Linked DNA regions of Homo sapiens: regions 1 and 3 are each linked to region 2. A link is an interaction called in ENCODE POLR2A ChIA-PET data of the cell type or tissue named here. Cell type or tissue: Panc1. All regions are shown on one strand. Links, peaks and the distances in the headings refer to the core of each region. The heading gives the core; the rest is flanking DNA. Region 1 has its middle 140 kb from the start of CABLES1. Region 2 has its middle 71 kb from the start of CABLES1. Region 3 has its middle 20 kb from the start of CABLES1.

Region 1 (10,230 bases), core at 1,076-9,075, 210 kb before region 2:
TTCCAAATAACTTCAAGTGCATATGGGTGGGACTGAGCTATGAATAGCAGGCCTGAAGAACTATGAAATACCAGCACCACAACACTGGTGGCAGCAGTCTCTGCTTGAATGTCCTCCTCCCCAGGCTGGGGCCCCACTCTGCCTTGGGCCTATTGTTCTCCCACACAGCCTCTCTAGGTCCCTCAGTCCTTTCTTCCTTTTTCTAAAAAAAAAAAAAACAAAATTCTGGTAAAATACACATAACATAAAATGTGCCCTTTTCTGGCTGGGCGCGGTGGCTCAAGCCTGTAATCCCAGCACTTTGGGAGGCCAAGGCGGGTGGATCACGAGGTCAGAAGATCGAGACCATCCTGGCTAACACGGTGAAACCCCATCTGTACTAAAAGTACAAAAAAATTAGCCGGACGTTTTGGTGGGTGCCTGTAGTCCCAGCTACTCGGGAGGCTGAGGCAGGAGAATGGCGTGAACCCGGGAGGCGGAGCTTGCAGTGAGCCGAGATTGCGCCACTGCACTCCAGGCTGGGCGACAGAGTGAGACTCCATCTCAGAAAAAAAAAAGGTGCCCTTTTCCCCATTTTTAAGTGCACAGTTCAGTGGTATGAAATATGTTCACAGTGTTGTGCAGCCATCACCACCATCCATTTCTGGAATCTTTTCATCATCCGTAACAGAAACCCCAGCCCACTGAACACTAACTCCCCGTTCCTTCCTTCGCTGTCCCTGGTCACCACCATTCTACCACCTGTGTGTATGAATTTGCCTATTCCAGAAACCTCACATCAGTGGAGTCACACGACATCTGTTCTTGGGTCTCTCAGCCCTTTATTCTTACCTAGCATTGTTTTTAGACATCTGAAAAGCAGCCCACCAGGGATGGGAGAGCTACACCTTCTAGAACACCCCATCCCACTTCCTTTGACCCCCTATAAGAGTTGGGCTACATGACCTTGGCTTTGGGGTACAGGTGTCCTTCCACGTCAAGTCCCCAAACAAAGCACAGCACAGCACAGCACAGCACAGCACAGCACAGCACAGCACAGCACAGCACAGCACAGCACTCTTTCTGACCCAGCTCCTGAAGAGGCTGTGAGGACCTGTCCCGCTCCATTTACCTGCTCTGCCTCTGTAGTTCAGCTTGTTCTCGCGAAGCCCCTTCAGCCTCCGGTCAGGTGATGGGGAAGCTGGTGGGGTGAATGATCACCTCGGGTTTGTCTCACCAACCCCCGGAGGGCACGGTTCATGGTCCTTGAGTAGCCTCTAGGTGCCCGCCCAGTTTCAGGTCCAAGGCTGCACCTAGAATTATTGCTTCAATAGCTGAGGCTCTGGCTTGAGGTAAGCTGGAATCAGAGCAGTCCTCTGGGGCCAGAAAAATCTGGAGGCGCCCAAGGTCTGTTGGCAGCCTGGCCGTGTGAGTGCATGAGTTCAGGGAGACAGTGAGGAGAAGGCAGAACATTGCGAAGTTCCCACCCTCTGCTGCCCCTCCCTGCACCCTGCACACACACACACGCACAAGCACTCACACAAGCACACACACATGCACACACAAAAACACACAAGCACGCACACAAGCACACACACACACAAGCACACCTACACAAACACACTCACACACAAAATACAAGCAGACACACAAGCACACACATACACAAGCACGCTCACACACATGCACTCAGACACAAGCGCACACACAAGCACACATATACACTCACAAACACACACAAGCACACACTCGCAAGCACACACTCCCGCATTCACACGCCTGCCGCAGGGACTTGTGTTTCTAAGGCCTGAGGCGATGGGACTGCTCCAGGCCTAAGTTAAAGATGTTTTCCAGGGAGTGTGTGGGGGAGGCTGAGCACTGGAATCAGATGTGAGACTGAGAGGGAGATGGGGCTTTCCCCCTCACATGGAGAACACAGGGCTGCCCTGGCCCTTGCGTGCACTGGACACAGCACCTGGGGCCTGGTGGACTAGGGCAGCAGTGGCAGTGGGGAGGCTGCCTCCAGGGGGCTCAGAGACTATGGGAGTTCCAGTGGGGAATAGGGGAAGGGGCAGGGAGAGGATGGACCCACTGATCAGGCTCCTGTCCAGCACGTATGTGATGGCTGGGGATGGAGACTTTTAGGCTGGCGGGAAACTCAGGCAATATTTGACCACCTTTCCCCACTGTGGGGCACCAGGCAGTACATCTCACCTTGTCCTAAGGCATGGAATTTACTTTCATTCTGTGGCAAAGCTGATTCTTTCTTCTCAAGAATTATCTACCTCTTTATAATCCATGGTCTTTCCCAATCCCTCGATCAGGGAGTCCACAGCTGCCACCGCTGAGGGCTCAGCAGCCTGGGCACGTGGTTCTGGGCTGGAGGTGAATGGCCCATTGAGCCTCAGCTCTCCCATTTTTACAATGGAAATGTAGGGCTGGGAGCCGTGGCTTATGTCAATAATTCCAGCACTTCAGGAGGCTGAAGCAGGAGGGTTGCTTGAGACGAGGAGTTTGTGACCAGAATAGATAACAGAGTGAGACCCTGTCTCTACAAAAAAATTTAAAAACTAGCCAGGCGTGGTGGCGTGCACCTGTGTAGTCCCAGCTACTCGGGAGGCTGAGGCAGGAAGATCACTTGAGCTGAGGAGGTTGAGGCTGCAGTGAGCCGTGATTGTGCCACTGCACTCTGGCCTGGGTAACAGAGTGAGACCTCGTCGCAAAAAAAATAAAATAAAAATGGAAAGGTAATTTAATCCTCTCAAACGTTTGTTGAAACAATTAAATGGAAAAAAATTATAGTAATGTATGTATGTGTTGTGCTTAGCATACCGGCACACAGTAAACAGACAGTAAACCTTACTGTTATCCTTATGACCATCAGCAAGCAGAGCTTTCCACAGTGACTGGCTTTAGGTGGCAGGAGACTTGCGGTGACTGAGTAAATGGAATGTGACCGTGAGGCGAATGACTTTAAAATCCATTAGCGCTTCCATATCTAAGTGAGTGTGGAATATGCAGTCACCCCAGAAGTCCTCATTCATTCATTCATTCATTCATTCAGGAAGTCACAGAACAGGGCGATTGCATTCTCTAGACCTTCATAAGCACCAGTCTCAGTTCTCTGTAACTAGGGAAGTTACAGTTTCCCATGCTGGTTCACTTTCCGTGTCTCCACAACAATTATCCAAACACTTTTTACTCTTCAAACTCCCTTTCTCTTTTTGCCCTTCTCTCACCTCCATGTAGACGGGCCTCCCCTCTTGCTTCAAAAGAGACTGAAAGCTGTCAGGTGAGCTCATTCACCGTCCCAGTGTCATCCATACACACCTGCCCACATTTACGCTTCTCCTTCCTTCTTTTTGCAGTCGAGGAGTACTTCCTCTTCAACTTAACATTTATCCCTCTGATTCTGCTCATTCTGATTCCAACTCCTCCTGCCTTCTCAGAAACCCAGGGATCTCTCTCTGTTGGCTATTTCACCTTTTCCCTCTCTACTGGTTTGAAACACCCTCAAGTCTTTCCCATTTAAAATCAACAACAAAACAAAAACGTGGCTTCTTTCTTCATCCAGTTGGTCTAAGCTGGCTCTCCTCCCGTCATTAGCACACCCATTGACAAGATAAAACCAGGCTGATTGCGGCTCACCGGTGTCATGGAGAACAAAGCTTGGGCAGTGTTTCAGAGCTAGGAAGACAAAGGCAGAATCTATCCCAGATTGGAAGTTTGGTCTGAGGTGGGTCTTTCCATGTGGGGATGTAGGACTGGGTAACCATCAGGATTCGAGAGTCTAGGATTGGTGGAAACTGCAGAGGGTCCAACGCTTCAAGAGCAAACTGTCTGTGGACACTGTGCATTGAGGAATTGGGAAGTTTCTATAGTAAATAATCAAACCGTGTGTTGGGAGACAGTACCAAAAGAGGAAAGAAATGCTAACGAAGACAGTGGTATAGCAAAGTCAGGTTCGTGTAGGCAGTCAGGTGTGGTTTCGCTTCTCTGTGTCCTGGCTGAGTGCGAGGATAAAAGGTTTTGGTTCTTAGCTTCTGATTTCTTTCCTAGCTCCTTCCTCTTGTTCACAACTAAACCTCAAAAAAGCCTCTGCTTGCTGACCCTATTTTCTGATCTCCTACTCATCCCCAAACTCACCAATCTGACTCCAGACACCTTCCATTTTTATTTTTATTCCATTTTATTCCATTAAAAATAAGTATATTTACTTATTTTTAAGAGATGGGGTCTGGCTCTGTTGCCCAGGCTGGAGTGCAGTGGCATGATCATAGCTCACTGCAGCCTTGAACTCCTGAGCTCAAGTGATCCTCCTGCCTCAGCCTCCTGAATAGCTGGGACTACAGGTGGAAGAGACCGACAAGGAATAGGTGGCTTCCATGCAAGGGGTCTCTCTACAGGGACCTGTTGCCTCCACAGCAGTGGCAGCCTTCCTGACTTGCTTGGCACCTCCAGACAGTTCAGTTCTGACACTATCTACCTGGAAATAGCATCAGATCCCACACGTGCAGGCTCAGTCCCACAAGACTGCCCCTTACTTCAGATACCAACTACTTCCAATCAACTTGCTATAAATCAGTGTTCCCACAATCCCCTCATTGTGTTCAATTAATTTGCTAGAGCAGCTCACAGAACTTAGGGAAACACTTTAATTATGTTTGCCCATTGATTATAGGGGATACGGCAAAGGATCCAGATGAACAGCCAGATGGAAGAAATACATAGGGCAAAGTATGGGAGAAGGGGCCTCAGAGTTTCCATTCCCACTCTGAGTGCAAAACCTTCCAGGAAACTCCACATGTTTAGCTATCAGGAAGCTCTCTGAACCCAATCCTTTTGGGTTTTTAATGGAAACGTCATTATGTAGGCATGATTGATCAAACCATGGCCATTTGGTGATCAACTCAGTCTTCACCCACTCTCCTCTCCCCAGAGGTCGGAGATGGGGCTGGAAGTTCCAACACTCTAATCATGCCTTGATCTTTCCAAGCCCCCATCCTGAAGCTATCTAGAGACCCACCAAGAGTCACCTCATTAACATAAACTCAGATGTGGTTGAAAGGGGCTTGTTGTGAACACCAACAGGCCTGTCTATAACTCAGGAAATTCCAAGAGTTTTAGAAGCTCTATGTCATGCTCAGGGATAAAGACCAAAGCTATAATTCTTATTGTATCACAGCCCTCAATGCCAGACCCAGACGAGGATCCCTCACAGGCTTTCCACCGTGGGCTAATGCCAACAACTAGTGCCTGCTGACTGCACTGTGTCAGGAACCAAGTGTATACTTGCATTTACCATCTGTATTAGTCCATTTTCATACTACTATGAAAAAATACCCAAGACTAGGTAATTTGTAAAGAAAAAGAGGTTTAATGAATTCACAGTTCCACATGGCTGGGGAGGCCTTACAATCATGGTGGAAGGCAAAGGAGGAACAAGGCATGTCTCACATGGCGGCAGATGAGACAGAGTGTTTGTAGGGGAACTTCCCCTTATAAAACCATCAGATCTTGTGAGACTTATTCACTATCATGAGAACAGCATGGGAAAAACCTACCCCCATGATTTAGTTATCTGCCACTGGGTCTCTCCTGTGATATGTGGGGATTATAGGAGCTACAATTCAAGATGAGATTTGGGTGGGGACACAGACAAACCATATTATTCCACCCCGGCCCCTCCCAAATCTCATGTCCTCACATTTCAAAACCAATCATGCCTTCCCAACAGTTTTCCAAAGTCTTAAGGCATTTCAGCATTAACTCAAAAGTCCACAGTCCAAAGTTTCATCTGAGATAAGGCAAATCCCTTCTGCCTATTGTAACTGTCCAGTGCGTTCATCTTGCCCACTGCCTAGACAGAACCAATTTGTCAAGACTGGGGAATTGCAGTAAAGAAAGAGTAATTTACACAGAGCCGGCTGTGTAGGAGACCAGAGTTTTATTATTACTCACATAATCTCTTTTGACTCCATGTCTCTCATCCAAGGCATGCTGATGCAGGAGGTGGGTTCCCACAGTCTTGAGCAGCTCCGCCCCTGTGGCTTTGCAGGGTATAGTTCCCCTCCTGGCTGCTTTCACAGGTTGGCATTGTCTGCAGTTTTTCCAGGTGCACAGTACAGGCTGTTGGCAGATCTACCATTCTGGGGTCTGGAAGATGGTGGCCCTCTTCTCATGGTTCCACTAGGCGGTGCCCCAGTGGGGACTCTGTGTGGGGGCTCCAACCCCACATTTCCCATCCACACTGCCCTAGAAGAGTTCTTCATGAGGGCTCTGCCCCTGAAGCAAACTTTTGCCTAGACATGCAGGCATTCCTACATATCCTCTGAAATCTAGATGGAGGTTCCCAAACCTCAATTCTTGACTTCTGTGCACCTGCAGACCCAATGCCATGTGTAAGCTACCAAGGCTTGGGGCTTTCACCCTCTGAAGCCATGACCTGAGCTGTACCTTGGCCCCTTTTAGCCATGGCTAGAGCATCTGGGACACAAGGCACCAAGTCCCTAGCCTCCCCACAGCAGGGAGCCCTGGGCCCAGCCCTAGGAAACCATTTTTTCCTCCTAGGCCTCTGGGCCTGTGATGGGAGGGACTGCCACGAAGATTTGTGACATGCCCAGGAGACTTTTTCCTCATTGTCTTGGTGATTAACATTTGCCTCCTTGTTATTTATGCAAATTTATACAGCTAGCTTGAATTTATCTCCAGAAAATGGGGTTTTCTTTTCTATCACATCGTCAGGCTGCAAATTTTCCAAACTTTTTGCTCTGCTTCCTCTTGAATGCTTTGCCACTTAGAAATTTCTTCTCCCAGATACCCTAAATCATCTCTCTCAAGTTCAAAGTTCCACAGATCTCTAGGGAAGGGGCAAAATGCCACCATTCTCTTTGCATAGCAAGAGTGACCTTTATTCCAGTTCCCAACAAGTTCCTCATCTCCATCTGAGACCACCTCAACCTGGACTTTATTGTCCATATCACTATCAGCATTTTGGTCAAAACCATTCAACACGTCTCTAGGAAGCTCCTAACATTCCCACATCTTCCTGTCTTCTTCTGAGCCCTCCAAACTGTTCCAGTCTCTGCCTGTTACCCAGTTCCAAAATTGCTTCCACATTTTTCGGTATCTTAATAGCAGTACCCCACTCTACCAGTACCAATTTACTGTATTAGTCCATTCTCACACTGCTAATAAAGACATGCCCAAGAGTGGGTAATTTATAAAGGAAACAGGTTTAATTGACTCACAGTTCAGCATAGCTGGAGAGGCCTCAGGAAACTTACAATCATGGCAGAAGGGGAAGCAAACACGTTCTTCACATGGTGGCAGGAAGGAGAAGTGCAGAGGGAAAGGTGGGGAAGCCCCTTATAAAACCATCAGATCTTGTGAGAACTCTATCACCAAAACAGGATGGGGTAAACCACTCCCATGATTCAATTATCTCCCACTGGGTCCCTCCCATGTCACATGGGGATTATGGGAGCTACAATTCAAGATGAGCTTTGGGTGGGGACACAGCCAAACCATATCACCATCTGTGGAACCCTCATCATCTGCTTTGAGAAAGGACCCAGAGTCAGCTTCATTTTACAGCTAAAGTCTGAAGCTTGGAAAGTTTTCATAATTAGCCCAAGCTCATTGGGCCACGGAACGGTGAGGAGATCTGACTATCTCTGACACCACAGATTTTCTCTGAACTGCTCTTGTGAGCCAACTTCCAGCTGACTGCCTAAGAGGGCAGCAATAGTTTAGCTAAGATTTAGAGTCAGTACTTAAACAATAGCTTCATATTTCATTATGGGAAGTAAGCCATGCAAAAGTGCTTTATTGTTGTAGTATGTATACACACACACACACACACACACGCACACACACACGCACAGCAGGCAGACAATGCAAAGGAAATATACCCTCCAGCCGCTTCCTACTAAAAATATGCTGTGATTTGTGGACCTGCAACACGGGGTCCCTAGAACGTCTAGTCCCATCCTAGTCCTGCTGCCCCAGCGTCTGCATTTAACAAGTTTATGCAGATTCCAGAAGCCCTGCTAGGAGCAGCATCTTTGCCTGCCTTCCATGTTCTGCTTGCTACAACCCCTCAACACTTGGATGGCTGTGACTCTCGAACCTTGACTGGAGAAACATCACCTGGGGAACTTGTTGCAAATATGGATTCCTAGACCCCACCCTCAGAGATTCCAGAATTCCCAGGGATTTGCATTTCCAAAGGGCACCCCAGGTGATTCTGCTTCAGCTAGCCCTACTAAGACCGCACTTTGACAAATGTTCAGCAAATACTTCTTTAGTTTTCCAACCAAATATTTGCTCCTGATCTGAATAGTACTGGTCTCTGGAAACTTCTATTGGCAGCAAGAGTAATCTCTCAAAGCCCAGATCTTCTGCAAACAGGAATCCAGATCAGAACTGTTTCAATTTGGGAATGTTTGTATAATAAATACCCATTTCTCCTCATATTCTTCCTCTCTGTGTCTTGACTTTAGTTCAGGACTTATACTTTGATTTAAAGGTGTGGTAGAGACTTCCTGCAAATTATTTTATTCACTATGGAAAAGATAAAAGGCCTGCTCTCTTTTCTGGGATGGCTTGGTGAGGCCAAATGGCTGCAGCATGTGGGCTCTGGGAACCCTAAAGAATGTGTCTCCCAAAAATGAGGCCCCCAGGACCTAAATGACCCAACTGGACAGCTGTGGAATTGTAGGGACTTCCCAAACCGGGTGGCCAGAAGACTTGCAGTTGAATTGAAACCATGGGATGTTGTGTGTGCTGAGAGGGGGACTCTGTTCAGTGCACATGGTGCGGGCCTGTGTGCCAGGGGCCTGAGGAGGCCTTGTGGGGAAAAGGGGCTGTGTGACAAGATGGGCAACAGGACACCCTAGTGCAGCCAGCCAGGCAGGGAGTGGCTGAGGACCTAAGGGAGCGCTAAGGAAGGAAAGAGGATGGGGCAGGGGACCCCAGATGTGAAGCAGAGGTGCAGAGGAACGGGACAGAGTCAGGGCGAAGGGAAGGAGGCACTTTAGGGAGAAGCTGGCTGAGGGCCGACAGTGCAGGGAGTGGGCAGCCGGAGAGCCATGACAGAGGCAGCAGGAAGAGCAACTGTGTGGCACAGAACAAGAGCTAGAGGAGTGTCCTGGGGGGAGGAAAGCAAGTCCCTATTGAGAAGATTGGGGGCAGGAAGTGGGCCGGGGTGGAGGGAGTGCAGAACAACCTAGAGAGCCACCAGGGCTGGCACGGGACAGGTGGAAGGGGCAGGAAGCGCCCGTTCAGAAGAGCCTATAGAGTCTGAGCTGAACTTGAGAGGAGCGTGGGCTTGGCAGTGTGTCATAGACACCCTGAAATTCACCTGCAACCCCCAGTGGTGTCCTGAGGCCATGTGCACGCTGGACAGCGGAAGAGACCGAGGGTGGTGTCAGTGAAGAATGTGGCTGAATCTTACCAGGAATGAGGTGAGGCCACATCGCGTCTCACAAAACTGCCCCCGGTTCCTCAAGTCAGCAGCAAGGGGCAGCCCCATTTTCAGCCAGGCTCTGGTTTAGAGCTCTCACTGTGGGGCGGCAGGGCAAGCACCTTCTTCTGGGTCAGGCCCCATGCAGATGCGGTTTAGGGCAGAGTGTGGGCACAGCTCTACCTCTGTGGTCTGTTGGTCGGATGCTCTGCCCTGGAGTGGGGGGCCTAGGCTAGGTGGGGACACAGACCAGCAGGCAAGGCAGCCCACCAGCCCCTCATCAGCGAACCAGGAGTCACTCCCTGAGCTTCGGCGAGGGAGCCTCTCTGGGGGAGGAGAGTGAGAGAATCCAACAAGCTGCTCTGCAGGGCGGGTGCCGCTGAGGGGGCTCCAAGGGCCACGTTTGAGGGCAGCTGTCCAGGTGAGTTGGCCAGGCGACCTTGTCATCACTGGAGAGGAAGCCTCAAGGCCACAGGGGCCTCATAATCACCCCATTGAGCTGCTCAAGTAAGCACCTGGGGGAATTTGGTTTCAAGAAAGCAGAAAAACACCTGAAGTCCATTTGTTGGCTAATGGCTGTGAAGCCACCTGGTTGAAGAGACCACTGTGCCTCTTCAAGGACATCACCGGTCCCAGCTCCTGCATTCCCTGAGTTGTCACCGACACTCTGCCTGAGCAGTGGGGGACAAGAACGGAATGGAATCTGAATGTATTTTATGGTCCAAATTTGGCCCTAGGCACCTATCTGTGCTCCAATCTCTTTCTCTATAAAGCAGGATTTGTTT
Region 2 (10,230 bases), core at 834-8,833:
TGTGACCACTTGCCTCATTGCCCAACCTCTTTTTCCCCCCCTTCTCCTTTTTTACCCTCTTCCCCCCCACCCCCTCCTTTCCCTCCTGCTTCCTCTTTCCCCTTTAGATACTGAAGTCCTCAAAACCCTCTGGAAAAAGCATGGGACACAGATTCTCCTGTGACTTGTATTTCTTTTTCCTGGGCGTATCCTCAACCTTGGCAAAATAAACTTCAAAATCAATTGAGATTTGCCTGTCACTTTTTGATTTATGTTGTGAAGGAAGACAAGCACATGGAAAAGCATGTTAGATATGATAAACGCTATGGTTAAAGGAAGGCAGGGCATGGGTCAGGGCGCAACCACCCCATGGGTTCTTCCTGCCCACTGCAGACAAAACCAATTCACGGAGACCATGGCGTTGCAATAAAGACAGAGTTTAATTGACATGAGGCCGGCCACACCACGTGGGAGATGAAGTTATTATTCAAATCAATCTCCCTGAAGATTTGGAGGCCAAGGTTTTTCAAGGATAGTTTGACAGGCCAGGGAATCTTATTCTAGGTGGGGCCACAGGACCCCTTGGTGGGTCTGGGTGGAGCCACTGGTCCTGAAAAGACATTTCAAAAGGCCAATTTTAAGTTTTAAAATAGTGATGTTACCTGCAGGAGTAATTGGGGAAGTTGCAAATCTTGTGACCTGCAGAATAGTGGCTGGCAGTCGTTTATGTCTACACCTTAGCAGGATTCAGGGTCCTCTCCTCCTACTAACCTGGCGGCCTTTCATTAGCTTTACGAAGGTGGTTCGGTATGGGGAAAGGGCTGTTATCATTTAAGCTATAAACTAAATGTCTCCCACAGTTAGTTTGGCGTGAGCTCAGGAATGATTTAGGGCAATTTGGAGGTTAAAGGCAAGATGGGGTTGGTTAGATCCGATCTCTTTCACTGTCATGATTTTCTCACTGTTACAATTTTTGCAAAGGCGGTTTCAAGGGAAGGCTTCCTGGGGAAGTGGTACCTGACTTGGGACTGGAGAGATTTATAGAAGTTGGCCAAAGAATAGGACCTGAGGTTTCCAGCAGAGGAAATAGCCTGTTTAAAAGTGTGTGGAGGGCTGGGTGCAGTGGCTCATGCCCACAATCCCAGCACTTTGGGAGGCTGAGGTAGGTGGATTGCTTGAGTCCAGGAGTGCCAGACCAGCCTGGGCAACGTGGTGAGACTCCATCTTGACCAAAAAAAAAAAAAAAAAAAACCAGAAAAATTTTTAGCCAGGTGTGGTGGTGCATGCCTGTAGTCCCAGCACGTTCAGAGGTGAGGGAGGCAGATCGCTTGAGCTCAGGAGTTTGAGACCAGCCTGGGCAACATGGCAAAACCCTGTCTCTACAAAAAATACAAAATTAGCCAGGAACGGTAGTATGCAACTGTAGTTCCAGCTACTCAGGAGGCTGAGGTGGGAGGATACCTTGAGCCAGGAAGGCAGAGTTTGCAGTGAGCCAAGATCGCACCGCTATACTCCAGCCTAGGTGACAGAGTGAGATCCAGTCTCAAAAAAAAAAAAAAGAAAAAGAAAAAAGAAAAAGAAAACAGAAAAGAAGAAATGGGCAGGTTTTTTTTTAACAGTGTTAAATTTAGTTTGAAGCTGTTTCCTTGTAAGTCTAGCCTAAAAGTTTCTTCATGCATAGTGAACTGTAACCTAATTGGATGAGTAAACAGACTGTAATGTACTCTTATACCAACCACCGAGTTTCAGCCAATCACAGGCAGCCAACCGTTCAAATAAGGCAAACTCCAAGCTGTAACCAATCTGGCTCTTTCTACACCTCACCTCCGTTTCCTGTACATCACTTTCCTTTTCTTGTTCTTAAATCCTGTCCAACCACGCAGCAACATCAGAGTCTCTCTGAACCTATTCTGATCTGGGAGATTACCCAATTCACCAATTGTTCATTGCTCAAATAAACTCTGTTATATTGCATTTGTCTGAAGTTTTTCTTTTTCTTTTTTAAAGACGGAGTCTTGCTCTGTCACCCAGGCTGGAGTGCAGTAGCACAATCTCGTCTCACTGCAGCCTCTGCCTCCCACGGTTCAAGCGATTCTCCTGCCTCAGCTTCCAGAGTAGCTGGGATTACAGGTGCCCACCACCATGCCTGGCTAATTTTTGTATTTTTAGTCGAGATGAGTTTTCACCATATTGACCAAGCTGGTCTCAAACCTCAGGTGATCTGCCTGCCTCGGCCTCCCAAAGTGCTGGCATTATAGGCGTGAGCTACCATGCCTGGTCCTGAAGTTTTTCTTTTAACAACAGTTACATAAGGACCAGGCCGGTCTTTCCTGACCATAGCAATCAATATTTACTCTGGTATCAGATGGGCAAAACAGCAGAACATTCCCCCATGCTTCCTTGCTGGCTTATGCATTTCACCCTGAGGAGTTCCTAGTCAAGCTGGTCAGAACCCTTGCCTTGGCTCTCCAGAGCAGATGCTGCCCTGGGACTTCTTTCCCCTGGATTAGAGTTGGGACACCTGGGCCCCATCTGTGTTCTGCAACCAATTCTCTCTGTGAATATGGGCAAGGCACAACTTCTGTGTCTTCATTTTGAAAATGAGACGCTGGGCTACACTGATCCCTGGGGATCCATCCATACCCAACATTTGGCAGAGATATCAGATGAAAGTCTTTTATAATTATCTTGTTTGTCCTCACAACCTTCTAATGGAGTGAACAAGTTATTAGTAAAAGCTTTCTGTTTCAGGAATTCCTTTTGTGAGGTACTATTAGATAATCTGATCTCTCTCGCTCCTTTCCTGTCTGTTTTCTTCCTGGCCCTGCCTTTCCAGGTTGAGGAACGAGGAGGAGGACTTGGTCTTAAGTTGGACGCAGCTGTCTGTTTAAGAAATCATCAATGACGCCATTCGGCTTTAACAGGATTCCTTTTTCCTCTCTACAAGAGCCAGGAATTTCCACTTGATAGTTTGTTCATACCTTCTTAGGAAAATCCCACTAAATCACTGCAGCTCAGTACAGAGAAAGAACAACACGAGCTAGGAATGGGCTACCGTTCCCTGATTATATGATGAATAAATCAAAAAGAGTTGTGAAAGAAACCATTAATTTAAGCCAGAAGAAAGCTGGGCAAGTTATAGACTGCATAAAAAAGTATAAACTGCAAAATACTCATTTTTGGAAATACCATTGTAGACTATTACAGCCAGAAGAAGGCCGGGCATGGTGGCTCATACCTGTAATCCCAGCGCTTTGAGAGGCTGAGGTGGGCAGATCATCTGAGGTCAGAAGTTTGAGACCAGCCTGGCTAACATGGCAAAACCCTGTCTCTACTAAACATACAAAAATTAGCTGGGCGTGGTGGCATGCTCCTGTAATCCCAGCTACTTGGGAGGCTGAGGCAGGACAATCACTTGAACCTGGGAGGCAGAGGTTGCAGTGAGCCAAGATCACACCACTGTACTCTAGCCCGAGCAAGAGTGAGACTCCGTCTCAAACAAACAAACAAACAAAAAAACAAAACCAAAAAAACAGCCAAAAGACAACTTGAAAATCAATGACCCTATCTTTTTTATAGATAAGGAAATTTAAGACTAAAAATAAGCTGACTCACCCTAGTTTGCAGCAATATTATTTGGTCTTATGTTGGGGAGCTGTGACATAAAATGACAAATTAAAAAGAAAAGCAAATTTAAAACAGAAGTCAGCAAACTTTGTCTTAAAAGGCTAGATGGTAAATATTTTTGGCTTAAGGGCAATACCCTCTTGGCCATTGTAGCAAAAGCAGCCATAGACATGCAAACAAATCAGCATGGCTATGTTCCAATAAAACTTCATAAAAATAGGCAATGACACTAGGATGGCTACAACAATTTTTTTGTTTGTTTTTTGAGATGGAGTCTCACTCTGTTGCCCAAGCTGAAGTGCAGTGTCACGATCTCAGCTTACTGCAACCTCCACCTCCCGGGTTCAAGCGATTCTCTTACCTCAGCCTCTTAAGTAGCTGGGATTACAGGTGCACGCCACCATGACAGGCTAATTTATATATATATATTTTTAGTAGAGATGGGGTTTCACCATGTTGGTCAGGCTGGTATCGAACTCTTGACCTCGTGATCCACCCGCCTCAGCCTCCCAAAGTGCTGGGATTACAGGCATGAGCCACCGCGCCTGGCCTTTTTTTTTTTTTTTTTTTTTTTTTTTTGAGATGGAGTCTCACTCTGTCACCCAGGCTGGAGTGCAGTGGCTGAATCTCGGCTTACTGCAAGCTCCGCCTCCCGGGTTCACGCTATTCTCCCGCCTCAGCCTGCCGAGTAGCTGGGACTACAGGCACCCGCCACCATGTCCGGCTAATTTTTTGTATTTTTAGTAGAGACGGGGTTTCACCATATTAGCCAGGATGGTCTCCATCTCCTGACCTCGTGATCCGCCCGCCTCAGCTGGATTCCAAAGTGCTGGGATTACAGGCATGAGCCACTGCGCCCAGCCCAACAATTTTTTTAAAAACAGGAAAATAGGTGTTGGCAAGCATGTGGAGAAATTGGAACCCTCATTATGTTGCTGGAGGGGATATAAAATGGTGCAACCTCTGTAGAAAACAGTTCGGCATGTCCTCAAAATTTAAACATAGAATTACCAAATTGTAAACGAAATGCTAGTTAGTGGCTCTCTGAATGTGCAGTCTCGTTAACACGAGTGAGATCTGACACAAAAAAAGTGAATTTATTCCGAAGCTAGCTTGGAGAAGGGGCACAGAGTGTCCTGCCGTTAAATGTGCCACTTTGCTTTTAGAGCAGAAAGCAGGTATTTTTGATAAGGCAAGGGAAGACACGAGCAAGGGCAGGGGTTCCCCTAACTTGGCATCTTATTTATGGGGGCAGTTGAGCTGGTGCCTTCCTGGGTAGAAGTAAGTTGTGAAAGTGGCCAAGTGGGCATGCTTTCCATATGCCCTCTTGGTGGATTAAAGTTCCAAGGCAACCCCCTGACAGTGAAAGTTTCATGGCAGGTATGCTTTTGTTTTCTTTCTTTCTGAGACAAAGTCTCACTCTGTTGCCCAGGCTGGAGTACAGTGGCACAATCTCAGCTCACTGCAACCTCTACCTCCCAAGTTCAAGTGATTCTCCTGTCTCGGCCTCCTGAGTAGCTGGAATTACAGGTGTCCACCACCACACCCGGCTAATTTTTATATTTTTAGTAGAGACAGGGTTTCACCATATTGGCCAGGATGGTCTCCAACTCATGACCTCGTGATCTGCCTGCCTTGGCCTCCCAAAGTACTGGGATTACAGACATAAGCCACCGCACCTAGCCATGGTATACTTTTGTTTCCAAAACACCAACGATTTGGTCTCGGTCCTGCTGGCCTCCTACACGGGAAGCCAATGACTGAGACAACAAGTATTGCTAAGAGAGAAGGCTTTAATCGGGTGCTGTGGCCGATGGTAGCTCAGTCTCAAATCCATCTCCCTGACCCACTAAAATTAGGGGTTTATACAGCAGGGAAGAAATGTAACAATGTGCGAGAAAACAGGAATTCTGGAGGGGTAAGGAAGCAATTATGATTAATGAGGGGACTGGAGCCCCATTGTCTAGATAAGATGATCTGGTGAGTTTCAGCTCTTTGATACATTTTGAGAGTTCTGCCAGTCCTTTTCTGAGGAAGGAACTCAGATAAAACAAACCTAAGTTTCAAGCTTTAAGACCAGAAGGGTCAATTTCTATGTTTATCCAAAAAAACTGTTTATGGGACTATTGGGTCAGTTTCACTTTGGTCTGAAAGTCGACTGTCAGCTCTGGAGGGGAGATCTGTCTTGGAGAACACAGAATAATTTGCCCTGTGTGGAATGTCTGGTGAGGGGAGAGGTGAAAGGTTATGTTTGCATTTTTGAAGGGCTCAGTAGGACATAGGGAGCTGGGGAAAGGAGAAAAGAAGAGAGAGAGAGAAGGAAAAAAGAATAATTAAACCACCTGTAGAAAAATGGGAGTCCTTGGTTACAGTATGACCTATCAATTCTACTCCTGTGAATATATCACAAAGAATTGAAAATGGAGACTCAAGCAAGTCCATGTACATGCAGGTAGTAGTAGCGCTATTTACAATAGCTAAAAAGTGGAATTAGGGCAGATGCCCGTCAGTGGATGAATGGATCAGCAAATTGTTGTGCAGCTTCAGTGTCCCTTATCCAAAATGCTTGAGACCAGACATGTTTCAGATTTCCAATTTTTTTTTCAGATTTTAGATATACATATAGAGTATGAGATATCTTGGGCATAGGACCCAAGTCTAAACACAAAATTCATTTATGTTTCATATATACCTTATAGCCAAAAAGTAATTTTATACAATTTTTTTTTGAGGTGGAGTTTCGCTCTTTTCACCCAGGTTGGAGTGCAGTGGTGCGATCTTGGCTCACTGCAACCTCCACCTCCTGGGTTCAAGTGATTCTCCTGCCTCAGTCTCCTGAGTAGCTGGGATTACAGGCATGTGCCATCACACCCGGCTAACTTTTGTATTTTTAATAGAGACGGGGCTTCACCATGTTGGCCAGACTGGTCTCAAACTCCTGACCTCAGGTGATCTGTCTACCTTGGCCTCCTAAATTGCTGGGATTACAGGTGTGAGCCACCGTGCCCAGCCCTATACAGTATTTTTAAAAATATTGTGTGTGACACAAAAGTTTTACTGTATTTTGACTGCAGCCCATCACAGGGGTCAGGTGAGGAATTTTCCACTTTTGTTGTCATGATGGTGCTCAAAATGTTCAGGATTTTGGAGCATTTCAGATTTGGGATTTTGGGATTAGAGATGCTTAACCTGTATACACATACAGTATAATATTATTGATATGGTTTGGCTGTGTCCCCATGGAAACCTCAACTTTAATTTTATCTCCCAGAATTCCACATGTTGTGGGAGGGACCAAGGGGGAGGTAACTGAATCATGGGGGCTGGTCTTTCCCCTGCTATCTCATGATGGTGAAGAAGACTCACAAGATCTAATGGGTTTATCAGGGGTTTCTGCCTTTGCTTCTTCCTCATTTTCTCTTGCCACCACCATGTAAGAAGAGCCTTTACCTCCTGCCATGCTTCTGAGGCCTCCCCAGCCACAAGGAACTGTAATTAAACCTTTTTTTTGTTCCCAGTTTCGGGTATGTCTTTATCAGCAGTGTGAAAACAAACTAATACAATTATTTATCCATAAGAGGTAATGAAGTATTGACATATACTACAATGTGGGTAAACTTTCAAACCATTGTGCTAAGTGAAAGAAGCCACACGCAAAAGGCCACATGTTATATGATTTTATTTACACGAAATATCCATAATAGATTATAGAGATAAAAAATAGATTTGTTATTGTCAGGGACTAAGGGAAAAAGGGAATGATGAGAAACTGCTTAGTGAGTACTGGATTTTGCTTTGTAGTGATGGAAATGTTTTAGAACTAGATAGATGTGATTGCACAAGATTGTGAATGTACTAAATGCTGAATTGTTCTTTAAAAAAGTTAATTTTATGTTATGTGAATTTTACTTCAATAAATTATTTTAAAAAAACAAGAGTCCAGGCACGGTGGTTCACGACTATAATCCTAGCACTTTGGGAGGCTAAGGCAGGTGGATCACGAGGTCAAGAGTTCGAGACCAGCCTAGCTAGCATGGTGAAACTCCGTCTCTACTAAAAATACAAAAAATTAGCCAGTCATGGTGGTGTGTGCCTGTAATGCCAGCTACTTGGCAGGCTGAGGCAGGTGAATTGCTTGAACCTGGGAGGTGGAAGTTGCAGTGAGCTGAGATAACGCCACTGCACTCTGGCCTGGGCGACAAGAGTGAGACTCCGTCTCTAAAAATTAAAAATAAGGCTGGGTGTGGTGGCTCACGCCTGTAATGCCAGCACTTTGGGAGGCTGAGGCGGGTGGATCACGAGGTCAGGAGATCGAGACCATCCTGGCTGAAACCCCGTCTCTACTAAAAATACAAAAAAAATTAGCCGGGCGTGGTGGCGGGCGCCTGTAGTCCCAGCTACTTGGGAGGCTGAGGCAGGAGAATGGTGTGAACCTGAGAGGTGGAGCTGGCAGTGAGTGGAGATCGCGCCACTGCACTCCAGCCTGGGTGAGAGAGCGAAACTCTGTCTCAAAAAAATAATAATTATTATAAATAAAAAATAAATAAAATAAAACAAAACAAAAAACAAACAACAAGGTGGATATGGTCCATAGACTGTAATATGCTAATTCCTTTTATAAATGAGAGAATAGGATGGTTCAAAGGATGGTGAGTTTTTATTGCCAGAGATGTTTATTATTACATTTTTATATTTATTTATTTATTAGAGACGGAGTCTCGCTCTGTCGCCCAGGCTGGAGTGCAATCGCGCAATCTCGGCTCACTGCAGCTTCCACCTCCTGGGTTCAAGCGCTGCTCCTGCCTCAGCCTCCCGAGTAGCTGGGATTACAGGCTCCCACCATCACGCTTGGCTAATTTTGGTACTTTTAGTAGAGATGAGGTTTTACCATGTTGGTCAGGCTGGTCTTGAACTTCTGACCTCAGGTGATCTGCCAGCCTCGGCCTCCCAAAGTGCTGGGATTACAGGCGTGAGCCACCTCACCTGGCATGTTTGTTATTATAATCATTTATCCCGTGAGGGGAAGAAATAAAGCAATTTCCCAGGTAAAATATTAGCAGAGCCAAGAATATTGTTGAGTTTGAAAATGCCTCCAAATCCAACTACGTGAGTTTTGGACAAATTTCAGACTCAATTTAAATCTATTACTCTTTTGGTAAAGATCAAATTCAATGTTTGAGGGGCTTTTGCTATTTTTAGAATGCATCAGATATCTCCCATCCCAATTTTGGGAACTAAAATAAATGTTTGGGGCTTTTTGTGAACTTCCTGTTTCTAAGGAAGAACCTAAGAAAGTCTCATGTAAAGTGTTCCAGAAGCTCTTGGGACATCAAAGAATTCCAAAGAAACAAGGGAATTAGTTCATTGCAGAGGAATCTGAAAGACACCAGATAATTTTATTTAATAAACACACAGAAAACTCCTTCTCAAAGACAATTCAAGGGATTTAATCAATTCGGGGTTCAATGACCCCAAAGTCATGTCTAAGTCAAATATGAAAACAAACTGTGAGAAGACTAGATGCTTACGGAAAGATGAGAAATTCTCGTGTGAACATGGACAACTTGGCCTGATAGTCTCACTGCTATTTTTAATTAATTTTAACAGTTGGGAAATGGGAAAAAAGAGGCTATTTTCAAAGGAGAAGAAGGTAGAAAGGAAATGATGTCTGTGATTTGACTTTTGTGTCCCAGGCCAGCTTTCCCAGGCGACAGCAAGCAGCCCCTAGGTGGCTTTTGCTCACAGAATCGTCATGTTTCAAGTTAGAGTAAGCCCCATTTAGGCTTTCAAAGAGTCACTAACAAGAAGGGTTGCGTGGCATCAGAGTGGCTCATTCCTGAACCATTCCTCCATGGTGAGTTGCTTCCCAAACTCAGATGCTTAGAGTTCTGGGGTGTCCCCCCTTCTTCTTGTAGTAGCAGGTTCTCTCAGAAAACACCAGTCATTATTTACATTTTAGCGTGAATGAGTTTAAGGCGTTGGAAATTTACATTTAGCCAAATATAACTGTGAAATAACACGTGTTGTTCTTGAGTTCTGGTTCTGGGGAGCAGATTGGAAGAATGTTTCTGGGCAGAAGCCTCCTACAGGATCTTGAACATTCACTTTATTCAGGCTACTAACTCTCCCCAAGATGAAGGTTGACCTAGGAAGTGTAAATGTTGTTGGCTTTGTAACTATGGAAGAGAAACTCTTGGAATGAAGGGCAGACACCAGAACACTTTACAATATTTTATGATTGTGGAAGATTCATTTAGTTCCACCTCTTAGGTGAAAAAGTCGTTCATACCCAAAGTGGGAGGAGGGTTATTAGTGATTCATTTTTTTCTATTATACTTTGCTGTATTTTCTGCAATGAGCTGTATTTCTTTAATACTCAGTTAAAAAAATCTAAAGAATGTAAAATATTTTTAAAAACTCATGTTTTCTGGTTACAAACTATTTTCACTGGTGCATCCAAATTTCTATTCTATTTGTCATTGCAGCTCTTCTAAAACTGCTTCTTAAAATAATTGAAATAGGAAAATCACAAAAATTATAAGAACGACTACGGATGCAGCTTTTGGTCAGGCTAATCGATGTTCTCTGTCCACACAATAGTAGAGATCTCGAAGGATTAGATGT
Region 3 (10,230 bases), core at 1,176-9,175, 51 kb before region 2:
AGACAGTGCTTGGCATAGAGTCAGGGCTTAGTAAACTTTCGATGGAATGAATTAATTAGAATATTTTTTAATCACTTCAGATAAAGAAGCAGCCTTTCTAAGTATAACATAGAACTCAGAAGCCAGAAAAACAAAAGTAAATTCAGCTACAAAAAGAAAAAATTACAAATAATTATATGGGGCAGAAAAACAAAATCAAAAGACAAATATTATGGGTGGGAAGAATTTGCAATTCATATCACAAAAATGTCTTCCCTTAATATTTAAAGAAATCCTAAATATTGATAAGAAAAAGCCAATAATACAATAGAAAAATGGGTGAATGATATGAAGGGTCAGTTCCCGGAATGTGAAATACAAAGACCCCTTGAATATAAAAGAGAGACTCCACCTCTTTCGTAATACAGGAAGAGCAAATAAACTCTAATGAGATACAGCTTTCACCCATCAGATTGGCAAAGGTCAGAAAGATTGGGAAAAAAACTATTGTTTACTGTGTATAGACTTAAGAGGCAAGGAAGGCTGGGCACAGTAGCTCACACCTGTAATCCCAGCACTTTGGGAGGTCAAGGCGGGCGGATTACCTGAGGTCAGGAGTTCGAGACCATTCTGACCTACATGGTGAAACCCCCCATCTCTACTAAAAATACAAAAAAATTAGCCGGGTGTGACGGCGGGCACCTGTAATCCCAGCTACTCGGGAGGCTGAGGTAGGAGAATCCCTTGAACCTGGCAGGTAGAGGTTGCATTGAGCCGAGAGCATGCCATTGCACTCCAGCCTGGGCGACAGAGCGAGACTTCATCTCAAAAGAAAACAAACAAGAGGCAAGGAAAGACCAGCTGAGATGGTATAGTATGGAAGATCTCTTCAGATGGCAAACGGACGATATGGTATATCTTGTGACCCACTTCTAGGAATTTACCCTGCACATATACTAGCACATAAAAATGAAGAACATTCGGGATCATATTTGTTGTAGTGTCATTAGTAATAGGAAGACATTGGAAATGGTCATCATAGGGCTGGTTAACAAATTCTGACAGATTCATACAATGAAATATTGTGCAGTCTCACTATGTTGCCCGTGTTGGACTTGAACTCCTGAGTTCACTGCAGCCTCAATTTCCTAAGCTCAACTGATCCTCCCATCTCGGCCTTCCAAGTAGCTGGGATTGCAGGCACCTGCCACTGTGCCTGGCTGGAATAATCTATGAATGTGTTATGGAAAGATCTCCAAGATGTAGTGTCATCTGAAAACAGCAATCTGTGGAGTAGTGCGTATTTCATGTTATCATTTGCATTTAAAAAAACCCCACATACATAGGTATTTACTTAGACTATATATAGAGTATCTCTTGGAGGGTACCCAAGAAAGTAGAAATAGTGGTTGCCTCTGGGGAGTGAAGCTGGGTGGCTGGAGAACAGAAATGTAAATTGTGTGTGTGTGTGTGTGTGTGTGTGTGTGTGTGTGTGTGTGTGTGTGACGGAGTCTCGCTCTTTCTCCCAGGCTGGAGTGCAGTGGCTCAATCTCGACTCCCTGCAACCTCTGCCTCCCGGGTTCAAGCGATTCTCCTGCCTCAGCCTCCAGAATAGCTAGGATTACAGGCGTGTGCCACCACACACAGCTAATTTTTGTATTTTTAGTAGAGACGGGGTTTCGCCATGTTGGCCAGGCTGGTCTTGAACTCCTGACCTCAAGTGATCCTCCTGCCTTGGCCTCCCAAAATGCTGGGATTACAAGGGTGAGCCTCTGTGCCCAGCCAGCCGAAATGTAAATTTTCATTCTAAACTTTTTTTTTTTTTTTTTTTTTTCTGAAGTGGAGTCTCACTCTGTCCCCAGGCTGGAGCGCAATGGCCCGGTCTTGGCTCACTGCAACCTCCGCCTCCCGGGTTCAAGCAATTCTCCTGCTTCAGCCTCCCAAGTAGCTGGGACTACAGGCACGTGCCACCACGCCCAGCTAATTTTTGTATTTTTAGTAGAGATGGGATTTCACTATGTTGCCCAGGCTGGTCTTGAACTCCTGACCTCATGATCCGCCCGCCTCGGCCTCCCAAAGTGCTGGGATTACAGGCATGAGCCACCACACCCGGCCTATTCTAAACTCTTACATGTTTTGAATTTTGTATCATGAGCTCGTGTTACCTTTCCAAATGATAAATGAAATTAAGAAAAATGTGTGTTACTTTAGCATTCTGCTCCATAATATATCCACTATTGATGTGATGTAAAAATAATGTTTTAAGTTATTTACCATTTACACTAATTGATTTTCCCTCCCCAATCTTTGAGTGCAATTAACATTCTAGAAAGACACTCCCCATTTATCCTGGGACAGTCTCCCAGGCACACCAGCAAGTATCCTCTTGCTGAAGAGAACACAAATGTTTGGCACATCAAGTAGCTGCTCCACAAATTCGAGTTCCTATCCTCCCTGGGAACAGAACCATTCCGGGACAGGACTTGGAGGGAACCCCTGCTCCATTGGCATGGGCAGGAGGCTGGGTGAGTGCCTAATGTCCCAAGCAGGGCCTTAGGAGGCATTATCCCATGAAATCCAAGGCTGCACAGGCTCCCTGCTCTTCATCATTAACAGCAGTGGCTTGTCAGGATGTGGCCCTGCCACCTTCCTGGACCCACCTTCCTGGATCTGTCTCTTACACTGTAGCCCTATGGAATTATCTCAGCTTGGCATCTTGGCACATTTCTTTGGCTGATTCTCCTTCTCGATTCTTCAAAACCCAGTTTAAACCACCTCTTCCCAGTGGAGTCTTCCAAGAGTCCCAGGGCTTCTTCGTGGCTCCACGGCTCCCACACTGCAGTCCTCCTCTCTTTGGCATTTGTTGCCTTGCATGGTGATCGCTGTCTGTCTCTGACTTTCCTGGGAATTCCTTGAGGACAAGGACTCTGTCTTATTCATCTTTAAATTCTTAGCCTACCCTAGTGCCTGGCACATAGTAGGTACTCAGAAAGAAGAAAGTATTTCTGAAATGCATGAACATACCAAGAGCTACGAGGTCCCATTTAGGGACTGACACATGCTACTGGGAAGTTCTGGGGAAGTCTCGTACATAGGTACATTTAATCTGAGCCTTAAAGAACAAATCCCACGGGGCACAGTGACTCATGCCTGTAATCCCAGCATTTTGGGAGGCCGAGGTGGGTGGATCACCTGAGGTCAGAAGTTCAAGACCAGCCAGGCCAACATGGTGAAACCCCGTCTCTACTAAAAATACAAAAATTAGCTGGGCATGGTGGTGCGTGCCTGTAATCCCAGCTAGTCAGGAGGCTGAGACGGGAATCGCTTGCACCTGGGAGGCAGAGGTTAGAGTGAGCCGAAATCACGCCACTGCACTAGCCTGGGTGACAGAATGAGACTCTGTCTGAAAAAAAAAAAAAAAAGGAAAGAAAGAAAGGAAGGAAGGAAGGAAAGAAAGAAAGAAAGACAAACCCTCACATACTGGACAAAAGGGAAAAGTAGGCATTTTAGGCAGAGAAAACAGTAGGCATTTTTTTTTTTGAGACGGGATCTCACTCTGTTGCCCAGGCTGGAGTGCAATGGCATGATCTCGGCTCACTGCAACCTCCACCTCCTGGGTTAAAGCGATTCTCCTGCCTCAGCCTCCTGAATAGCTAGAATTACAGGCACCTGCCATCATGCCTGGCTAATTTTTGTATTTTTAGTAGAGATGGGGTTTCACAATATTGATCAGGCTGGTCTCAAACTCCTGACCTTGTGATCCGCCTGCCTCGGCCACCCAAAGTGTTGAGATTACCGGCGTGAGCCACCGTGCCCGGCCCAAAAATGGCTTATCTTTAAGCATGAGAGGGGAGGGAGAGGAACCGGGGAGGCAGGTGGCACTTAGGTCACACAGCTTAGGAGACAAATGTTAATGGGTTGTTTGAAATTGGTTCAGGATGCAGGACAATTCTTTGTTGTGGGTGACTGCCTCACACACTGCAGGTCACCTGAGTCCCTGGCCTCACATAAATATTAACAGTGTCCCCCAACCATTATGACAACCACATATGCCCTTCACATGTCCACAAAGCTTCCTGTGGGTGGTGTCCCCTGGGTGTGGAGTACCACTCACCCCCATCCCTGCTGAGACCCACCAGCTTAGAAGAAGCCTGCAGGAGCTGGAGGATGAGACTGCAGTCCCGGAGCAGGATTCCAGGTGTGGAATCTATCAGTAAAGTCTAATCTGAGCAGTTTGGACTTGAAGGAGCTTGTTTATCCCAGAACCTAAGACTCAGAGAAACAGCCTGGGATTGAACACTGAAATTCCTCCCGCAACATGCCAGTGTGGAGCTGTGGAACCCTATGAGGTCGGTGGCCACCGGCACCTCTCTCCCTGCCAGGGGAGTGGCACCTGCCTAGTGGCCTGATGGGCCCCGTGGTAGTCTCTGCTGATTCTCAGGTTGGGGTGTGACAGGCAGTCCCTGAGCCATGTGTTATCCTTGAAGAGCAACTACTCCCAGGGGCAATGAATCTTAGAGGTTAAGAGTTAAACGTAGCGGCCGGGCACGGTGGCTCACACCCGTAATCCCAGCACTTTGGGAGGCCGAGGCAGGTGGATTACCTGAAGTCAGGAGTTCAAGATCAGCCTGGCCAACATGATGAAATCCCGCCTTTACTAAAAATACAAACAATTAGCTGGGTGTGATGGTGGGCATCTGTAATCCCAGCTACTCGGGAGGCTGAGTCAGGAGAATCGCTGGAGCCCAGAAGGCAGAGCTTGCAATGAGCCAAGATCATGCCACTGCACTCCAGCCTGGATAACAAGGGCAAAACTCCATCTCAAAAAAAAAAAAAAAAAAGAAGAAGTAAACATAGCAGCATGATTCACAACAGCCAAAACATGGGCACAACCCAAATGTCCATCCATAGATGAATGGATAAACAAAATGTGGTGTATACAAACGATGGAATGTAATTCAGCCTTAAGTAGGAAGGCAATTCTGACTCATACTACAACGTGGATGAACCCTGAGGACGTTACGCTCAGTGAAACAAGCCAGTCACCAAAGGACAAATAGTGTATGATTCACTCATGTGAGGTCCATGGAATCATCACGCTGTTAGAGACAGAATAGTGGTTGCCAGGGGCTTGGGGAAGGAGGGAATGAGGAGTTAGTGTTTAATGGGTACAGAGTTTCAGCTGGGGATATGAAAAAGTTCTAGAGATGGTTGGTGGTGATAGTTGCATACAATGTCAATGTACTTACTGCCACAGAACTATCCACTTAAAAATGGTTAAGATGGTCACTTTTATGTTATGTTTATATTGTCACTTAAAGAAAAAAAAAAAGCAACTGCTCGATGCAGAGACTAGAAGTCAAGCCCCGGCTCTGCTATTCACACCAGGGTGTGGTGGGTCTTGGCCAAGTTCATCTCTCTCGGACTCAGTGTCCCTGTGAAAGAGGGATCGTGACTATACTCTCCCCACAGTGGCAATGTGGGGAACTCTTGAGATCTGAGTATAAACCTGGGGGCACAGTGCCTGCCTGGCACATTGGGGGTACTCAGGAAGTGTGGTTATTATGGTGGTTACAGGTTTTACTATTTATTGCTTATAGAAGCAGCCCAAATGCTTCTATGGACTGTCTTTTCCCCTGCAGACACTCCCACAGAAGCATTTGGGGCACTGGCTTAACAGCAAGGTTACAGGTTAACTGACCATGAATGACTGAGATCTAGGACAGGGTGTGTGTAATCTCTCTGCGTCTTCCTGCTGGTTCAACATTCTCTCCTCCCACAAGAACCAGTTCCCAAGGGTACTCCACGCAACTTCACGTTGCCCTGCTTATCTGACCCCCAGAGGAACACTTCTTCCAGTGAAAACCTCCACAGTTCCCATTTAGACTCCTGCGGAGAGTTGCTCATTGCTGTTGACAGCAATAATAGTTCGTTTTCTTTTATTTTGATTAAATAATAGCTTGATTGGAAAGTGTTTCCCGGTGCAGCAATTAATAACTGGCTGGAGTTGCCAAGGCTGGAGGTAAGGCCAAAAGCACTTCACCCAGCTAGTCACTCATTACCCAGGAAATGTTAGACCTGGAGGCTATTCACTGCTGGTACAAACTCTGAAATTGGTAGGGAGAAAAAGGAAAAAAAGAAAAACAGCCTAAGCAATTTCCTTTTAGGTAATGAAAAGTTTAAAAATGGAGTAGCGTGTTGCCATAGCCACCATCTCTGGCTCTGGGCTGGCCTCCACGCTGGCATCCAGCGGACGGCATTTGACATGGTTTTCAGCAGAGGCAGCTGTGCCTCTTAAGTACCCATAATGAATATCTGCAGCTCCAGGCTCCCTCGGAAATCCTCAAGCCTTCACTTGTCACCTAATTTCCTCGGGAAGTGTTTCTAATTACACATTTCTTGCTGCCGGCTCCAGGTCAAGTCTTTTTGTACACAATATGCGAATTACATAAAACCACAAAACAGTGAGGGGACTCTGGAGTGATCAAAATTGCCATGTAGTTGTTTTAACTTAGTAGTTAAGCATCCGTGGGTGTAATAGGATGTCATTTGCATGAGCAAAAACAACATTAAAGGAACATCACGTGTTTCATTCTTGAGAACTCTTTGTAGGGGTCAGAACCCATTTCAGCAAGATATCTATATAACAATAGAATTTCCAACTCTAACACATGGACTGTTTATTTTAACTACAATAGCAGGGGCTTTGTAAAGAGAGACTTGTTTTGTACTGTTACCTGGGATCTGCCATTTAGGGACCTAAATGGCAGTTTTGTTTCCTGGAAGTGAAATAATCCTTATCTTTGGACTCTCTTAGTTTAGGAAATTCTCCAAGACGTAAAGCAACATTCACCAACTATTCTTAGAGAAAACTCTGAAATCTAGTTAAATTTATGTCCAGATGCTACTGTTTGGGTGTTAAGGTTTTTTTTAGAGTTGAGTAAATTGGAGGATTCTTTAGCTCTTAAAGAAGCGGCATAAATGGTTTTCTAAAAAAATGGGTTTTGACTGGACTGAGGCAACCCCCTCCCACACCGCAGTGTTTTGGAAGACTGAGCCTGTGCGGGATGGAGAGGTACGGGGGACTCTGGTTGTCTTCGTGGGGCCATGGAATTTTGCTCAAGTGAGCCCCCAGGCCATGCCCATGGACGTCCCAGAACCAGGGATGGCTGGTTCTGGCACCAGCTTGCAGCTGAGGCAAGACCTGTCCTGTCTTGAGGACATTATGCTAAGTGAAGTAAGCCAGTCATGGAAAGACAAATACACTGTGATTCCACTTGTATGAGGTACTTAGAGTCATCAGAATCATAGAGACAGAGTGGTGGTAGCCAGGGGCTGGGGGGAGGAGGGAAGGGGAGTTAGTGTTTAACGTACAATTTCAGTTTTACAAGATGAAAAGAGCTATGGAGATGGGTGGTAGTGATGGTTGCACAACAATGTGAATGTACTTAATGCCACTCAACTAACTGTACCTTAAAAATTGCTAAGATGGTGGCGGGCTCAGGGACTCACTCCTATAATCCCAGCACTTTGGGAGGCTGAGGTGTGCAGATCACCTGAGGTCAGGAATTTGAGACCAGCCTGGCGAACATGGTGAAACCCTGTCTCTACTAAAAATATAAAAATTAGCTAGGTGTGGTGGCTAATTAGCTAGTCCCAGCTACTCAGGAGGCTGAGGCAGGAGAATCGTTTGAACCCAGGAGGCGGAGGTTGCAGTGAGCTGAGATTGCACCACTGCACTCCAGCCTGGGCGACAGAGTGAGACTCTGTCTCACAAAATAAAATAAAAAATTGCTAAGATGGTAAATGTCATGCTATGTATATTTTACCACACAGACACATATACACACAATGGGGAAAGGAGAGAGGAACCTATCCTGACCCCATTCCCTAAGGAACTTCAGCAGGAAGTAGCAGTCACTGCAAGAAGTGTCTTTTGCTCCAGGTTTCCCTCTGCCCACTGACCCTCCTCCTCTCAGTCTCCAAATGTTGAGTGTCCCCAGGCCAGTCCAGGACTTCTCCTGTCTACACTCGCTTCCTAAGTATCTCATCCAATGACAAGGCTCTATGAGCTGTGACAGATTCTGTCTTCCAGAGTTGGTCCCAACAGTATCTCCCATTCTATAAGCTCTTCTCCAATATGACCTCCACACTCCTTCCACAGAGAGAAGGGGTCTTCAATCTAGGCAGACTTGTGACTCTCTTGTCACCAACAGAAGGGGGTAGAGATGATGCTATGTGACTTCCAAGGCTAGGTTAGGAAAGCTGCCATGTAAGTCGTCCAACTCCCAAAGGCTGCCATACTGGAAGGAAGCCCAACCCTCATGGGGAGGGCACTGTAAGTATCCCAGTTGACAGCCTGTGCTGAGGTTCCAGTGAATAACCAGCCATATCTGTGGGTAAAGATGCTTCCAGATGATTCCAGTCCCAGCTCTCATGTTGCCTCCAATCCTTGAGTCTTCCAAGCTAAAGTCCCAGAAACTGTGGAGTAGAGACTAACCATTTCTTCTGTGCCCTGCCCTGGATTCCCAGCCCACCAAACTGGTGGGCAAATGAAATAGCTGGTTTAAGCTAAGTTTGGGGTTGTTTTTTTTTTTTTTTTGAGACGGAGTCTCACTCTGTCACCAAGCTGGAGTGCAGTGGCGCGATCTCGGCTCACTGCAACCACTGCCTCCCCAGTTCAAGCAATTCTCCTGCCTTACCCTCCCAACTGGCTGGGACTACAGGCATGCGCCACCATGTCCAGCTAAGTTTTGTATTTTTTTTTTTTTTTGAGACAGAGTCTCGCTCTGTCACCCAGGCTGGAGTGCAGTGGCACGATCTTGGCTCACTGCAAGCTCCGCCTCTTGGGTTCACACCATTCTCCTGCCTCAGCCTCCCGAGTAGCTGGGACTACAGGTGCCCATGACCGCGCCCGGCTAATTTTCTGTACTTTCAGTAGAGACAGGGTTTCACCGTGTTAGCTAGGATGGTCTCGATCTCCTGACCTCGTGATCCACCCGCCTTGGCCTCCCAAAGTGCTGGGATTATAGGCGTAAGCCACCGTGCCCGGCCCAAGTTTTGTATTTTTAGTAGAGACGGAGATTTAAGAAGCTTCTCACAGAACTTGCTCAGGTGAAGCTGATCTTAAGCTGCTCATCTCTCAGGCATCCTCATCTCAGTAAGTGATTTCATCACTTATCTGATACCCAATTGCCCAGGCCAGAAATCTAGACATTGTCAGTAAGTTCTCTCTTTCCCTCACCCTCCATTCAGTCCATCAGCAAGTCCTGTGCCCTCCATCTTCAAAACATTTCCCATATAGGAGCACTTTTCACCTATGCCACGGGTTTAACCTTAATCCAAACCACATCATCTCTCTCCTGGACACTCTACAGAGTCCTCTCTGGTCTCCCTGCTTCCACTCCTGGTCTGCAGTTCCCTTCCCCACAATCAAGTCTCCAGAAGCCACAATGATCGTTTCAAGATGTCAGTTACATCACAAGCCCCAAGCCCTCCTTGCTTACCTGTCTGGTGATTGTCTGGGAATCTAGCTGGGGCTCTTGGTCAGAACATCCACATCTAGCTTCTCCGTGTGGCCTGGACTTCCTCACAATATGGTGGCTGGGTTCAGAGAAGAAGCATCCCAAGAGAAAGCAAGAGAGTCCCCCAGAACCACGTTGCTTTCTAGGACTGAGCCTCGGATGTCACTTCTGCCACATTCTATTGGTTGAGGCAGTTACAAAGTTCCACCCAAGTTCAAGGGGAGGGAACACAAACTCTACCTCTTAATGAGGCCTGCTAAGGTCACATTCTAAGAAAAGAATCTAGAGTGGAATATATATTCGTGCAGCCACCCTTGGAAAATACAATATACCACACCATCCAAAAAGATTTAATTCCATAAGTGACCAGGCGCAGTGGCTCATGCCTGTAATCCCAGCACTTTGGGAGGCCGAGGCTGGTGGATAGCCTGAGGTCAGGAGTTCGAGACCAGCCTGGCCAACATGGTGAAACCTCATCTCTACTACAACTACAAAAATTTGCCGGGCATGGTGGTGTGCACCTGTAGTCCCAGCTACTCAGGAGCTGAGGCAGGAGAATCGCTTGAACCCGAGAGTTTGGAGGTTGCAGTGAGCTGAGATTGCACCACTGCACTCCAGCCTGGGCAACAGAGTAAGACTCCATCTCAAACAAACAAAAGAAGATTTAACTCCATAAGAAAGAAAATCATCTATACACCAAAAAATATCACAAGGACAATATAAATGC

Evidence for each region. ChIA-PET counts read pairs that join two places held together with the same protein. Peaks named below come from ENCODE experiments on the same cell type or tissue, not always from the same donor. Only the 100,000 strongest peaks of a DNase experiment are listed, where the experiment ranks them.
Region 1: POLR2A ChIA-PET joins it to region 2 with 5 read pairs; 2 of 35 experiments call an interaction of 5 or more read pairs at or near these places.
Region 3: POLR2A ChIA-PET joins it to region 2 with 6 read pairs; 8 of 35 experiments call an interaction of 5 or more read pairs at or near these places.

The regions. Positions count from the first base shown.
Region 1 is chr18:23,266,421-23,276,650 of GRCh38, reverse strand. It overlaps a transcript of SLC35D4 not described here. Among named protein-coding and RNA genes, the nearest start is that of CABLES1, 140 kb to the right of the region's middle. RefSeq lists an enhancer at 9,279-9,368. In Panc1, for the core only: no CTCF peak of the experiment used is centred there; no DNase peak of the experiment used is centred there; H3K27ac peaks cover 5,838 bases.
Region 2 is chr18:23,058,955-23,069,184 of GRCh38, reverse strand. No RefSeq gene overlaps it. Among named protein-coding and RNA genes, the nearest start is that of CABLES1, 71 kb to the left of the region's middle. RefSeq lists an enhancer at 1,708-1,777. In Panc1, for the core only: no CTCF peak of the experiment used is centred there; no DNase peak of the experiment used is centred there; H3K27ac peaks cover 358 bases.
Region 3 is chr18:23,110,621-23,120,850 of GRCh38, reverse strand. No RefSeq gene overlaps it. Among named protein-coding and RNA genes, the nearest start is that of CABLES1, 20 kb to the left of the region's middle. In Panc1, for the core only: no CTCF peak of the experiment used is centred there; a DNase peak (open chromatin) is centred at 4,960; H3K27ac peaks cover 5,456 bases.